Linked DNA regions of Homo sapiens: region 1 is linked to region 2. A link is an interaction called in ENCODE POLR2A ChIA-PET data of the cell type or tissue named here. Cell type or tissue: CD4-positive, alpha-beta T cell. All regions are shown on one strand.

Region 1 (8,000 bases), 770 kb after region 2:
GTATTATTTTTTCCCAAGTATTTTCTTTTTTTTTTTTTTTCCACTTTTTTTTTCAAGGTGACTTTAAGATTCTTTCCCAAATATTTTTGGTCCACAGGTGGTTTGAGCTGTGGATGCAGAACCCACTAAACTATAGCTATCAACTTTATAGACTTCTTTCAAAGACAATATAGATCTAAACTAGATCTCTCTGATTTCCTAGCATCATTTCAAAGCATTGGCTTAGGTCAAGTAACAACAGGCTTCAGCATATTAAACAATATTTTCCCAAAATCCATTGTTATGTAAATTGATTCTTATAAGTGTTTCTTCATTGAAAACAGTACCAAGTAAATCATATTGTCAAAAATGAGATTCTAAAGACAGTATCTATTCTGGTCAAACAGGTTAAAAGTCCTCAAAAATGTGAACACACAGGTGGTTTGAAATAACAGGCAGGTGGTTTCAAACCTGTGGGGGGAGCGGGGTGGAGAGGCGGGAGATGTTTTGTGTTTTTGTTTGTTGAGACAAGGTCTCCTCTGTCACCCAGGCTGGAGTGCAGTGGTACAATCACAGCTCACCGTGGCCTCAACCTCCCAGGCTCAAGCACTTCTCCCACCTCAGCCACCCGAGTAGCTGAGACTACAGGCGAGCATCAGCACACCCAGCTAATTTTTGTATTTTTGGTAGAGGTGGGGTTTCACCATGTTGCCCAGTCTGGTCTCGAACTCCTGGGCCCAACGGATTCGCCTGCCTCAGCCTCCCAAAGTACTGGGATTACAGGCGTGAGCCACCGTGCCCAGCTGATGGTACTTTCTTACAGCAGCCCTATCAAATTTACGTATCTCATCTCCTACATAAGAGAGAAACAAAGAAATCAAACAGGAACTATCTCAACTTTCTCTCTCCACATGTTCATTGACAGCAACAACCATCCTTAACTTCCTCTATTCTGATGGAAGTGGGCTACAGCTAATCCTTCCACAGGGTACTTTAGTCCCCATTCCCTCTGGCTTCTCCAGAGAAACCTTAGTTAATGAACACTTTTCCTCTCTAATGCCTTTTTAACTTCTGTCTATAATACATCTTGTTTCTTAAGCACTCCCAATTTTTTGACACTCTCCTCTCTTGGTTTCTTTATATCATATGCTCTTTTCTTCTAACCCTCCTCCTTCTTTGTTCGTTCCTCCCTTAAATGTTTCTGATCTTCATCCCTATGTTATTCTCACACTACAATATCATCCTTAAGAAATCCTTTCTCCCTGCCTCCACCAGCTTAAAATAACATATGTACAACAAAGACTCCAAATTCACTACTTCTCCAGTACTTTTTTACTTCTCCTTTGAGAATCAAAACTATGTATCCCACTTCTGGACATCTTCACTTATACTCCTCACATGCACCTCAAATACACCATGCCCCCAAACTGAACTCCGTATCAAGGTCTCCCCATTCCAAAACCAAACCTGCTGCTGCAGGGGAAAAAAAAAAAATCAAAAAAAGAACATGGTAGTGGACAACATCTATTCACATGAATAACATCAGCTGCTCAAGCCAGAGCCTGAGAGTCCTCCCAAAATCTTCATACTCCATATACACACATATTATCAAAACAATACAATTCCTGTTGCTTTGATTTCTAGGTACCTCTTAAATTGATCCTCTTCCTCCATTCCCACAATTATTACCTTGGTTTATGCCATCCTATCCTACCTGAATTAAAACAACTTTCTAACCTGACTGCCTGCCTCTAGCCTCAGAGTCCTGTATTAGTCCATTCTCAAGCTCTATGTAGAACTACCCATAAGACTGGGTAATTTATAAAAGAAAGAGGTTTAATTGACTCACAGTTCTGCAGGGCTGGGGAGGCCTCAAGAAGCTTACAATCATGGCAGAAGGGGAAGCAAACACATCCTTCTTCACATGGCGGCAGGAAGAAGTGCCAAGCAAAGGGGGAAGAGCCCCTTACAAAACCATCAGATCTAGGCTGGGCGCGGTGGCTAACGCCTGTAATCCCAACACTTTGGGAGGCCAAGGTCAGTGGATCACTTGAGGTCAGGAGTTCAAGACCAGCCTGGCCAACATGGTGAAACCCTATCTCTACTAAAAATACAAATATTACCCAGACGTGCTCACTTGAACCCAGGAGGCAAAGGTTTCAGTGACCCAAGATTATGCCACTGCACTCAAGCCTGGGTGACAGAGCAAGACTCTGTCTCAAAAAAGAAAAAATAAAATCGATCTCGTGAGCACTCACTATCAGAACAGCATGGGGTAACCGACCCCACGATTCAGCTACCACCAGGTCCCTCCACAACATGTAGGGATTATGGGAACTACAATTCAAGATGAGATTGCTGGGGACACAGCCAAACGGTAACAGTCCCCAGTCAGTGTTTTTCAAACTTAGAATTATGACCCAATAGTAGGTTGTGAAATCAGCTTGATAAGCTGCAACCAAGCTTGTTTTCTTGTTTGTTTTAAATGAAATAAAATCACTACATACCCTGAGCCAGAATCACCCAACACACTCTTCATGAAATCTGAGATGTTTGTTTTTCAAATCCAGTAAGTTCTGAAGTAATTGTAATGCAACAAGAGATAACAGTATTGTTTTCTGCAATGTTTCAGGTGTGCATATGCATGCACATGTGCATACTGGATCACAATATAAAATGTACTTCTTGGCCAGGCACAATAGCCTGTGCCTGTAATCCCAGCACTTTGGGAGACCAAGGAAGTAGGATTGCTTGAGTCCAGGAATTCAAGACCAGCCTGGACAACATAGCAAGATCCTATCTATAGGAGAATAGAGATAGGATCTCTAAAATAAACAGATAAATAGAACAGAAAATAAAATGTATAGCTTATTTTCACAGTGTATCACACTAAAGTAAACATAAGTAATGTTGAGAACTGTGAAGGAACTAGGATTTTATTTAACCCTACTTACAGGTTAATACATTAGCCTATGACCATTTCATGGATACTGACAGAATACATGAGTCTCCTGGGTCAAACACAAAGAACTTTTATTACTCACAGCGCAGCAAGCATGAACATGTTTGCACTGTCTCCCTGTTATCCCCAAGTCCCATAAGGTGACATGGAGGGGCTCAGATGGATGCTACACAGGCAGTGGGTTTGCATCACAGCTAAGGAACATTGGGCTTAGGGAATCCACCACTTTTTTTTTTTTTTTTTGAGACGGAGTCTTGTTCTGTCGCCCAGGCTGGAGTGCAGTGGTGCGATCTGGGCTCACTGCAAGCTCCGCCTCCCGGGTTCATGCCATTCTTCTGCCTCAGCCTCCCGAGTAGCTGGGACTACAGGTGCGTGCCACCACGCCCGGCTAATTTTTTGTATTTTTAGTAGATACGGGGTTTCACCATGTTAGCCAGGATGGTCTCGATCTCCTGACCGCCCACCTCGGCCTCCCAAAGTGCTGGGATTACAGGCATGAGCCACCGCGCCCGGCCGGAATCCACCACTTTTATAGTAAGTAGTAAGTAGGCCTGCTCTTTGTCCCAATGGAAGACATTACCTCCTCCCGCAAAGTGGCCCGCTGCAAACACAATCCTGAAAAATGGCCTGGCCTAGGAACAGTCAAGGCCTTGCTTGCATTCCTGGCACACTCAACAGGGTGTATATGAAATAAGAGTCTCGGCTGGATGCAGTGGCTCATGCCTGTAACCCCAGCACTTTGGGAGGCTGAGACAGGCAGATCACTTGAGGTCAGGAGTTTGAGACCAGTTTGGCCAACATGGTGAAACCCCGTCTCTACTAAAAATACAAAAATTAGCCAGGCATGGTGGCCATGTGCCTGTAATCCCAGCTACTCAGGAGGCTGAGGCAGAAGAATCGCTTGAACCCGGGAGGTGGAGGCTGCAGTGAGCCCAGACTGCGCCACTGCACTCCTGCCTGGGTGAAAGAGCAGGACTCCATCTCAAACAAAAGAAATAAGAAGCTCATGGAAGATTCATTCTCCTGACAATTATTTGTGGTAGTTTTAAAGTATGTTCATAAATTATTTAATGCTCCTCCCTTCAAGAGGGAGACTAAATTTCCTCTCCTTGAGTGTGGACTGGACTTAATGACTTGCTTCCAATGATGTACTTTCATGACTAACTCTTAAAAGACACTGGGGCTTCTGTCTTCGTCACTCTCTCAAATCACTCTCTCTCAGGAATCCAGCTGCCATGTCGTGAGGATACTCAAACTTCAAACTACCCTGTGAAGAGAGTCACATATTCAGAAACTGAGGTCTCCTGCCAACAGCCACGTGAGATAGCTTCAAAGATCCTCCAATCCCAGTCAAGAATTGAAATGAGTGTAAACTCAGCAGTCAACATCTTGACTGCAACCTCACTAGATACCCTGAGTCAGAATCACCCAATACATACTCTTCATAAAATCTGAGATGTTTGTTTCTTTTTGTTTTGTTTTGTTGAGAAGGAGTCTCACTCTGTTGCCCAAGCTGGAGTGCAGTAGCACAATCTTGGCTCACTGCAACCTCCGTCTCCCAGGTTCAAGCGATTCTCCTGCCTCAGCCTCCCAAGTAGCTGGGATTACAGGCATGTGCCACCAGGCCCTGCTAATTTCTGTATTTTTAGTAGAGATGGGGTTTCGCCATATTGGCCAGGCTGGTCTCAAACTCCTGATATCAGGCGATCCATCTGCCTTGGTCTCTCAAAGTGCTGGGGTTACAAGCATGAGCCACTGTGTCCAGCCAGATGTTCTTTAAATCCAGTAAGTTTTGAAGTAATTTGTAAAGCAGCAAGAGATAATACAGTCTTGTTTTCTGCGATGTTTAAAGTGCGCATATTGGATCACAATATGAAATGTCCTTCTTGGCCTGACACAGTGGCCCATGCCTGTAATCCTAGCACTTTGGGAGACAAGGCAGGAGAATTGCTTGAGTCTAGGAGTTCAAGACCAGCCTGGACAACACGGCAAGATCCTATCTCTGCAAAAAAAATTTAAAAATAAAAAAAAAAATAGCCCAGCATAGTGGCTCATGCCTGCAGTCCCAGCTACTCAGGAAGCTGAGGCAGGAAGATTGCTTGAACCCAAGAGTTCATGGCTACAGTGAGCCATGATAGTGCCACTGCACTACAGCGAGCCACGATAGTTCCACTGCACTACAGCGTGGATGACATGGCAAGACCCTGTCTCAAAAAAGCAAAAATAAATGTGATTCTTTTTATAGGTTCTAAACAATTCTCAACACCAGTGCCATAATGATCTTCTAATATGATTCTCCAGATGGGTAAGGGATTCCAGGGGTGCTCAAGACCCCCTTGCAGGAGGTCCATGAGGGCAAAACTATTTCCATAAAAGGATGATGTCATTGGCCTTTTTCACCGTGATTCTCTCACAAGTGCATGATAGTGTTTTCCAGAGCTACATGACATGTGATAATATCCCACTGACAGCTAATGGAATGTGTGCTTGTGTATTCTCACATTTTAAAAATGTCTTGGCTGGGCACGGTGGCTCATACCTATAACCCCAGCACTTCGGGAACCCGAGGCAGGATGATCACTTGAGCTAAGGAGTTCAAGACTGGCCTGGGCAACATGGCAAAATCCCGTTTCTACTAAAAATACAAAAAATTAGCTGGGCCAGGTGGTATACACCTGTAATCCCAACTACTTGGGAGGCTGAGGTGGGAAGGTAACTTCAGCCCAAGAGGCGGAGGTTGCAGTGAGCAGAGATCATGCCACTGCACTCCAGCCTGGGAGACAGAGCCAGACGTTGTCTCAAAAAATATTTTTTTTTAATCTGAATTCCTTGGTAGTGCATATGAGATTTTTCATCATTTGGCCCTGCCTATCTCTCTGAAACTACTACTTATCCACTGTCCTTCTCCACGTGACAACCATAATCAGGTCTATGCAATTCCCTGAAATACCAAGCTGTCTCTGGTTTCCATGACCTTCTTCTGCCCCATCAACTGGCTAACTACTGCTCATTTTTCCAAACTAAGTTCAACAGTCACAATCCTACACAAACCTTCATGCCCCTCAGTCTAATTTAGGTGCTCCTCTGAGGTAACCAGGGGCTTTTAAAATAATGTAATTATTGTTTTAGTTAATCACCTCCTTAAAAGTAAAGGAATGTCTTACTCCATCTCCAAAACCTAGCACAGTGTCTAATACAAATCAAGCAGGCAGTAAGTGTTTGCCAACGCCACAATTAACCTAAATCCACGTAAAAACCATTAGATAGTTCATATACATTTAAAAAGCAGTACTAATCTTGAATGTAGTTTATGGAACCTGCAACTAAATGTAATCTAAAACAAATATAATGAAAGCAATTTTTAACATTTTCCTCAAGTTAAGAAAGTTTTCTCTATCTTTAAACAGTATCCAAATTTTATGAATTAGGCTGGGTGTGGTGGCTCACGCCTGTAACCCCAGCACTTTGGGAGGCCGAGGCAGGCGGATCACTTGAGGTCAGGAGTTCGAGACCAGCCTGGCCAACATGGCGAAACCCCGTCTCTACTAAAAATACAAAAATTAGCCAGGCATGGTGGCGCACACCTGTACTCCCAGCAGCTCCACAGGCTGAGGGAGGAGAATCAACTTGGAGAATCGCTTGAAGCCGGGAGGTGGAAGTTGCAGTGAGCTGAGACCATGCCACTGCACTCCAGCCTGGGCAACAGAGTGAGACTCTGAATAAAAATAAATAAATAAAACAAATTCCATGAACTGACAACCTCCTTCTGTACATGTCTTGCAATTTACTTTTGTCATCTATCCCCTGAAAATAATTAACTAAATGGGCAAGATTTCAATTTTTTAAAAAACTGTTCTTCCTGCATTAATAAGAATACAAACTTCTGTAGCTAAATCTTAATTCCAAGAAGATGGCATAAGCTCAAAAACAGACTAATGCCTCTCATCTAAGAAAGAAATTAAAAATTCACATACACACAGAGCAATCACACGCAGAAAATATGTCTGTGGGGACAAATGGGTTCTCAATACTAAAAAAATCTCTATTAAACTCTATGTCAGAGACCTACCAAGCTAAAGATGTACCAAGCACTTAAGATGAATTTTGTACCCTATATTTTGAGTTTTTTAAAAATACCAGATGGGCTGGGCATGGTGGCTCACGCCTGTAATCCTAGCACTTTGGGAGGCTGAGGCGGGCAGATCACCTGAGACCAGGAGCTCGAGGCCAGCCTGGCCAATATGGTGAAACTCCATCTCTACGAAAAATACAAAAATTAGCGGGGTGTGATAGCGCACGCCTCTAGTCCCAGCTACTTGGGAGGCTGAGGCATGAGAATCGCTTGAACCCGGGAGGTGGAGGTTGCAGTGAGCAGATACTGTGCCACTGTACTCCAAGCCTAGGTGACAGAGCAAGACACCGTCTCAAAAAAAAAAAAAAAAAAAATACCAGAACAACATTTAAATCTCTGCAAGCTTTCCAGGATTTACATTTAGAGAAATTTCCTAAAATCTAATTCTGAGAAGAATATTACCAGAAATCTGGCTTATCTTAAATTATGTGTTTATTAACAATACAGTTTCACTATCAATTCACTACTATTCACATCACAAAGCCTGTCAGAAAAAAACACAAAGAATATTCAGGACGAGCATGGTGGGTCATGCCTGTAATCCCAGCACTTTGGGAGGCTGAGGCGGGTGGATCACCTGAGGTCAGGAGTTTGAGATCAGCCTGACCAGCATGGTGAAACCCCGTCTCTACTAAAAATACAAAAATTAGCTGGGCGTGGTGGCACATACCTGTAACCCCAGCTACTCAGGAGGCTGAGGCAGGAGAATCACTTGAACCCAGGATGTGGAGGCTGCAGTGAGCCGAGATCATGCCACTGCACTCCAGCCTGGGTGACAGAGCAAGATTCCATCTCAAAAAAATAATAAATAAAAATATTCAAAAATTCCAGAATCATTTTTCCCTAAGAAAAGCACTGAAGCCGGGCACGGTGGCTCACGCCTATAATCCCAATAATTTGGGAGGCCAAGGCAGGCAGATCACTTGA
Region 2 (8,000 bases):
CTAGACAGGATGAGAGCTGGCCACAGGAAACACCAAGTTAGGATTAGAGGGTTGGGACTTTTGGCTCCAAGCCCCTGGCTTCTGGGAAAGGAAGGGGGCTGGAGACTGAGTTGATCACCAGTGGCCAAAGATTTAATCAATGATCATAATGAGGCCTCCATAAAATCCCCGAGCCACTGTGTTTGGAGAGTGTCCGAATTGGTGAAAGGGTGTGGGAGCTCTGCGTACCCCGTGCCTTGGCCTACGTGTCTCTTCCACTCAGCCGCCTGACCTGCGTCCTTTATAATAAACGGGTCATGGTGAGGGAAGCACCTTCCTGAGTTGAGTGAGCCACGCTAACAACTCACGGAGCCTGAGACAGGCTCATGGGAACCCTAGATTTACAGCCAGTCTGTCAGAAGGACAGGAGACCTGGGGCTTGCGATTGGCATCTGAAGTGACGGCCACCTTGTGGGACCGAGCCCTGTAACTTGCGAGCTCTAATGCTAACTCTCAATAGTGTCAGACTTGAATTGAGTTTCAGGACAGACACCCAGTTGGTGTCCAGAGAGTGGGGTGGGAAAAACCCTTCACATTTGTTGAAGTGCTGGTGTGAAAGCACAGCAGAGCCCCTGTGTCATTAAAATACGAAGTCAACCAGGATCCCAAGGTGCTTTAACGAAGAGCCACGCTTCCTAGGGCTTGGGCCCTAGGTGAATTAGAATGCAGTTTTCCCATCTTGTCCTCATTCCCGCTACACTTAGTTCCGAATGATCGAGCAATGTGAGGGGGCCGTCACGTGGATAATAGTCATAGTGGCTGGTACGGATCCAGAACCCAGACCCAGGTGTCAGGCCCTGAGCCGGGTGCTTCATACAGTCTGGTCTGCTGGGACCAGAAACCCCCATCAGAGATGCTCCCAGAGTTGAGGACATTCTGAGAGGATGACCTCGCAGCCACTCCAAGCCTGAGGGCAAGCAGAGAAGGCCGGTGCCCCCCTCCCAGGCTGAGGGGCCAGCCTTTGCTTTTCCCCCAAAAGGTAGGGGCCTAAGAGAGGTAGCAGTGCTTCCCCGGCTTTCCAAAACTCCCCTTTCCCCAGGATTTTGGCCCAAATTAGTGGTGGAAGCCCCTCCCTTTTTGAGGGTCCTCCTCTGAGCGCCGCGCTGTCACCTCTGCTCTGCGTTCGCAGGAGAATGCCCAGGACTGCGGCGGCGCCTCGGACACCTCAGCCTCGCCGCCCCTACTCCTGCTGCCTGTGTGTGCCTGGGGGCTACTGCCCCAACTCCTGCGGTGACACCACCCAGCCTGACCTGTGTTTTGGCAAGGTGATCCTTCCAGAGCCATCCCAAAAAGTCAGCACTGACATGGGATGCAGCTAACTGCAGTTGGGTCGCCCCCAGGCCAACGCTCCTCTCAATCCTGGGCTGGTGGCCCCTGGCTCCGGAGAATGCTGGATGGAACAGGAAACCAATCACCTGGCACCACTTTCAAGATGCTTCATGGTGCCCGGTACCATCTGCCCTAGGTCTCAACATGAGCATACTTCTGACCTAACCTTCCTGTCTCCTCTTCGGGAAGCCAGCGTGAGCTCAGCTTGGACCAAGACAAAATAATTTAGTTCTTCCTGTACTCCAGAGTCCAGACCCAGCCAAGAAAGGGTCAGTTGTTTCTGACCCTTTCTGTCGGAGTGGTCTCTGGTAGAACCCAAGGACTTCTGGGTACTGAGAAGCAGCAGCAGAATGAGGCCAAATGCAGAGATGAGGCTAAGGCAAGAATATGCCCCAACTAAAGCATAGATTCCCCAAAGTGAGGCTCATGGTGGGAGGCCACTCACCTTCCTAGCTGCTGCTCGAAAAGGTTTTGACTGTGTTGGGGTGGGGGTTGGGTAAGGGAATGGTCAAGACTGAGAAAGGAATGAAATCCATTCAGGAAATATCGACAGGGCTACACGTGATGTCCCCAAACTGCTGCTATTGAAGAACTTCCCAAAACTTCTTTACAAAGCCCTAAAGGAAAGTTTGCATCTATGAAAAGCCAATAGGCTGAGACATCCAATTGCTGCATGGAAATTGATGTACATTCAGGGGACGGCAAAAATAGCTGTAAAATAGTGAAAAAGAGCAGTGGTTGTGCTCTTTTCTGGCCAATGATTTACAAAAGAATCTACTTGACTCTGTCCCTGGAGTGAAATCCTTAGGGTTGGAACTTGTGGGAACATTCCAACTTGCTAAGCAGGGTCCACTGGGAGGGAAGCTCTATCTGGGAACTCACCCCCAGCGCACACACATCTCCCCCAGGGTCCCAAGGCCCCGCAGCTTCCTCCCCCGACCAAACCCCAAGACCTGGATCCCAGGAGACAACAGTCTCCACAGTGAGAGCAACATTAAGGGCAAAGCCATGGAGAAATGTGGGAGAGGCCGGCCTCAAATCTTTCCATTTAACAAACCCCAGTGATGGGTATGGACAGCATGCAGGGCTTTTGGGGCGCTTCCCCCCGCTCCTCCATCACCCTCAGCCTCCACACTTCAAAGTTCAAGTTCAAAGCTGTTCAAGTTTCCTACCAGCAAATAGCCCTAACTTGCCTCTAGAGTAGGCCAAATGCCAACTCTGTAAAACACACTTACATTATCGGTTACAGAATGTCACTCTTACCGTCATGTCTTGCAACAACCCTGTGAGGGCAGTATTAATGCCCCCTTACAGCAGAAGACACTGCAGCTCGAAGACAGCTTAAGTGGCAGAATAATGCTAGAACAGCTAAGGTTTACATGTACCAAATAACATGTTTCAGCTCATTCCATCCTCACAACAGCCCCCTGAAAGTGGGTACTATCATTAGTCCCATGTTATAGAAACTGCAGCAGAGTTGAAAATTGCCTCCAAATTACCGGAAGAGTGTATGAAGATTGAATGTGATGTATTCACGTAACATGCTTGAAACTGCCTGGCATATACTAAACGCTAAATAAATACATGCTAACTGCGATCATTACATTACCTTGTTTCATGGAGGTGGGGACAAAGAAATTACAATTTAGATGCCAGGAACAATAAGGTGTTCAACAGGCCCAGCAGGGTTAAGAAAGCAGCAAGGAGCCCTTTCTAGCCCCTGGGCTGCCATCACTGAGTGTCCCAACCATGTGTCACGAGGCACCACCTGTGCGGCACACAGCAGGGTGAGCACTAACTCTCGCCCTGCCACTTCCTGCCAAGGCCGTGGCCGCCCACCTGCCGTTCATTCTTTGGCATTAAGGCACATTCTGACCTCCAACTGCATTTGACCCCAACTACCAACTCACAGACACCAAACAGCAGTCTCTGTAGGACCATAACCCAGTGTTATCTTTTGGAAGGGTTATCATCCCCACCCAAACAGGTAGAGCACTTTCAGGCAAATTTATCAACTCTTAAAAAGCCAAGCTTAGGAAGCTGGAGCAGCTTCTGGCCTGGTTTTGTCTGCTTCCTCTGGGCCCCATATCTCTGCATGGCCGAGGGGAATCCCTTTCAAGACCATTGGAAGGAAAAACCATTTCTGATAAACTAACCTTCTCTACCTTGGAGAACAAAATATTCTCATAAGCTTTGCCTTTGAAGGTCAGAACGATTCCTCTTCTACTTTTAGCAGAACCACTAAAGGACAGCAGGTGGCAGCCTGGCTCACTCTAAAGCCCATCACCTGCTCTCGGACGCATGAACTTGGAACCTAAGTCATTTGATAAATTAGAATGCAGAATTTTGAAATCTTATGTTGTACACCACCTTTGGAGGACCAGGAACTTAAGGATGCTGTCAGATCTTCCTTCCTCAGTACCAAGGATATGTGAACTACTAAATCCACATAATAATGTTGTGTATTTTAATAGAAGAGCTTTCAGGGAAAATGCTTCAACCACTTCATTAAGCTCAGTGAAGTTGTGGTTCGGGGGCGGCGGGGAGGCAAGAAAGTGGGCATATCATAAGGCCAGAAAAGTAAATGAAGTCCACAAAAGGACGGAATTGGAGCGAGGGTTTGGCAGAAAACCCAGCCAATCACTATGGGAAGTTTGAGGAAATTATCTATAGAAACCACAGCATCTCAGCGTGGGCTCTAGAGGATGTATCGTTGGCCTCATTTTAACAGAACACCGAGGCTAGACAAGCAAACGGCCACTTGCCCATGCTACATGGCAAATGGCACAACTGAGATCTGAAGCTACCCTTTTCATTTCCAGGTAGTGTAGCAGGGTAGGGACGGTGGGACAGTAGGATGGCGGTGACAAGAGGCCATCGCACGTGACGCTTCCTTCCTGCCCCATGCCATCATAAGCAGCCTCTACATGAGTGAGACAGGCTGCCCTTGTTTCACCAAGTCAAACAGCTGAAGGCAGAAAAGATTTGTACATTAGATAGGGTGTTGGTGGTGGGTAGGGAGCAGTGCTGGCTAGCAAATGGTTCATGCCCTCTGAGGGGAAGACAAAATGAAACACTACAATTGAAGCCAAATATTCAAGAAGATGTTGTTTCTGGGATGATTTTAAAGTAACATTGCCCAGAGGGTTCTCTAGGCACCCAGAGCCTAGCACGCTGTACAGTCAGAATCCAAACTTGTCCTTATCTACTTCCTCTACAACCACATAACATCACCTGGGTATCAGGAACCATACAGACACTTTTTTTTTTTTTGGGAGATGGAGTCTCGCTCTGTCACCCAGGCTGGAGTGCAGTGGTATGGTCTCAGCTCACTGCAACCTCCACCTCCCAGGTTCAAGCGAGTCTCCTGCCTCAGCCTCCCAAGTAGCTGGATTACAGGTGCCTCCACCACACCCAGCTAATTTTTTGTATTTATAGTAGAGACGGGGTTTCACCATTTTGGCCAAGGTGGTCTCGAACTCCTGACCTTGTGATCCGCCCACCTCGGCCTTCCAAAGTGCTGGCATTACAGGCGTCAGCCACCATGCCCGGCTCAGATGCCTTTTGGGAAGAGACGAGGAAAAGACAAGTGGGTTATTAGTAGGCTTCAGCTAATACTGTTTGTCAAAAGCAGGGAATGATCCAATGTCTATGCCCAGGTAAGGTATGGGACACTCTAAAGTTAAATCTATACTTAAAAATGAGAATTCAGAATGAACATATTATCCTGATACTGGAAATGCCCTTCCAAAAACTAAATTTACCTAAGGCAAAAGGGTTGGAATTCCGTTTTTTTTTTTTTTATTTCAAACACCAACTCGAACCAGATCCTCTTCTTATATAGAAGGGACTAGGTTAATGAACCCCAAAACCTTTAAGTCAATGTATATGACACTGTTTAATCAGAATAACAAATACAGAAAGGTTTTCTTAAATTTTCTCTTCACTCTTTTCTCCAATACAGTGCTGGCACTAGAGTCATTCTTAAACTTCCTAAGCTTCAGTTTCCCCATCTATAAAATGAGAGTGAAAATACTCCTGAATGGCTCAGAGGGTTGTGATTATGATCATATGACATCGACAGTTCTCTAACACATCCCTTGGCATCAAGTGTTACATTAGAGACTATTTTTTTTTTTCTCAGACAACATGACTTTATTACTGGAAACCAACTAAGAAAAAATTATGATTAGGAGGAGAAAACAGCAAATGGTCGGGGTAAAAAACCAATATTCAGCAATCAGTAGCTTTCACCAATCAAAAGAACTTTTAGAAGATATAATTGAAGACAAAATCCTATTTATAATAGCAAACAACAGCAAAAGCAAGGAATGAACTTAGTCAATGTGCACTGCCTGTAGGAGATGGCCTCGTGATCCGCCCGCCTTGGCCTCCCAAAGTGCTGGGATTACAGGAGTGAGCCACCGTGCCCAAAAAAATAAATTTTGTAATGTTTCACTTAACAAAAGAGATACATTCTGAGAAATGTATCATTAAGTGATTTCATAATTAGTTGATTTCGTTGTCACGCAAACATCATAGAATGCACTTACACAAACCTAGATGGTACAGCCTACTACACACCCAGGCTTTATGGTAGAGCCTATTGCCCTTGGCATTAGAGACTATTTTTATAAACTTCAATAATAAATAAGAACTGCCCCTTAGAGCTGCTCTCCCCTCCATTCTAAACCTGGTGCAACTTACGAGGAAAGCTTGAGTTAGGAAACAGGAGTTGGGCATAAGCACTTTGATTTCTGCATCCCGAAGGGGAAGTTTCCAAAAATTTCTTAAATCACAGTGTCTAAATTAGAGCTTCAGAGAAGTGCCAAAAGCCAAGGGGAGGTAAGCTGAACGGCAATAAAAAAACACACGACAGGTCATATTTCATTTGGTTCTTTTTATTAGAAACTGAGAATACAGCAAGTAGGGAAATCCCACATCAATGGAACCATCACACAGATGCCTTTCTGGAACCCCAACCTTCTATGATCCCCAAAAATGTGCTTTGTGGCTTTAGCATAATTTATAAAGGGGAAGAGGGAAAATACTGAAAAAGGCCACTATTTAATGGTGAAAGAATGAAGCTGTAGAGGTCCCAACCAGCCTAGGGCCAAAAAAGAAAATTAAAAATCTGCACAGAGCAAGCAAGCCTCTGACTGCTGAGAGTAAGGCATTCAGGCGCCAACCTGGTGAGAGTTCTCAGCGAGCACTGTCAGGTCAAGTGCACATGAGGCTGTTGGTAGTGAGCTGCACGTAGACACACACATAGAAATGGGCACATGCCCACATACACACCCGAAAAAGGGAGATTTTACTGGATTACACATCAGTGATGTTAATTTCATTTTTCCTAAGGGTTTGTGCTATGTTGAACCAGATCCTTCCAGCTTTGGGGTGTGGGTGACTGCACCCAGAGGCTGCTACTTCTGTTGGTGTTGTGACAGGGCTGCACCTATACGCTGTATCCCAAAGTGCATGACCGAAGAGCAAGTCTGGCTTCTGATACGTGCTGTTGCTCCCAAGAAACTAAGTGGGCTTCTGTCCAAATGGCCACTGTCCTGCTGGACTATGCTTTCTCAAAGGGATTAATACTGTTCTTTATTCTGTCAGGCACTGCACCAGTTCATCCACTGAGTCTTTTGCTCGGTCCACCTAGCACCTAGGACAGTGACCTTATCCAGAACCAAAACGTTCAAGTTCTTCTCAACTTCTACACTGGATTCTTTCTTCCTAGATCCCACCTTTTGCTGGAGATTGCAAGGGCAAGGGAGGAAAATAACTGAGAAAACTCTATTGAATAAATAGGAGACCCTTCCCATATTCCCAAACACCTACTGAGGACGCCAGTCCCCATGCTCAGGACCTCCATATTTAGTTCTAATACCCACAACCCCAGGATATAATGGAGTCATCCCAAGTCTTTGATGACAGTAACCTAAGACTCGAGCACTATTTTGGTGGTTCACCTATGGGCCAAGATCAGAATTCCATGAACCAGATCCTTTCCCCACCACTTTCTCTGACACCGTATCAGGTAGGCCTGTGACATGAGCCATCGTCTTGTACCTCACTCCCTGGCAATAACATACCATTGTATTTAAAATGCCACACCACTCTTATCCCTGTAAAGTGAGGTTCAGTGAGTGCTGACAACTCCGTACTACAACTGGCTTTAAGAGTTCTGCTGGCTTTCTTATTCAAGGAGAGCCGAGGTGTCTGTCACATCCAGGCTTACCAAGACAGTGTACCAGAGGTAAAACTCATCTTTCCTAATCCAAAGGAAGGGTCTACCAATCTATGTAGATGAGCTCAGGAGAAACCTGGACACGTCAGAATCTCATTTGTGGCTGGCTCCCATGCCAAGAACTATGTCAGAGAAAGGTCCATTTCTATTCCCTCAAGGAGGAAGTGTAGTTAGGGCAGTGATTTTTAATAGAGGGAAATTTAGAGAGTGTTCCAGAGCTCCACAGCAAGGATATGGAAAACTGTCCCATCCCTCTAATAAGACTTCCCATAAAAGTGAGCGGGATGCCAGGAAGTAATCAGATCAGCCCATGCTAATGTTTCTAGAGCTCCTCCATGGCCTCCAGCACCCCTTTACCAGCTGCTAGGAGTGTGTCAGTCTCTCA

The links. ChIA-PET counts read pairs that join two places held together with the same protein. Peaks named below come from ENCODE experiments on the same cell type or tissue, not always from the same donor. Only the 100,000 strongest peaks of a DNase experiment are listed, where the experiment ranks them.
Region 1: POLR2A ChIA-PET joins it to region 2 with 11 read pairs; 2 of 35 experiments call an interaction of 5 or more read pairs at or near these places.

Annotation. Positions count from the first base shown.
Region 1 is chr12:1,016,883-1,024,882 of GRCh38, reverse strand. The region is part of intron 1 of ERC1 (ELKS/RAB6-interacting/CAST family member 1); the gene reads right to left. Among named protein-coding and RNA genes, the nearest start is that of ERC1, 30 kb to the right of the region's middle. In CD4-positive, alpha-beta T cell, no CTCF peak of the experiment used is centred here; no DNase peak of the experiment used is centred here.
Region 2 is chr12:1,786,928-1,794,927 of GRCh38, reverse strand. It overlaps ADIPOR2 (adiponectin receptor 2), which reads right to left. Exons shown (of 8, transcript NM_024551.3): 8 at 6,254-8,000. CACNA2D4 (calcium voltage-gated channel auxiliary subunit alpha2delta 4) reads left to right here. Exons shown (of 38, transcript NM_172364.5): 38 at 1,169-2,965. The coding sequence ends at 1,273. Among named protein-coding and RNA genes, the nearest start is that of LRTM2, 30 kb to the left of the region's middle. In CD4-positive, alpha-beta T cell, CTCF peaks have their summits at 3,444 and 3,643 (motif pointing right); DNase peaks (open chromatin) are centred at 3,137 and 3,627; H3K27ac peaks cover 607 bases.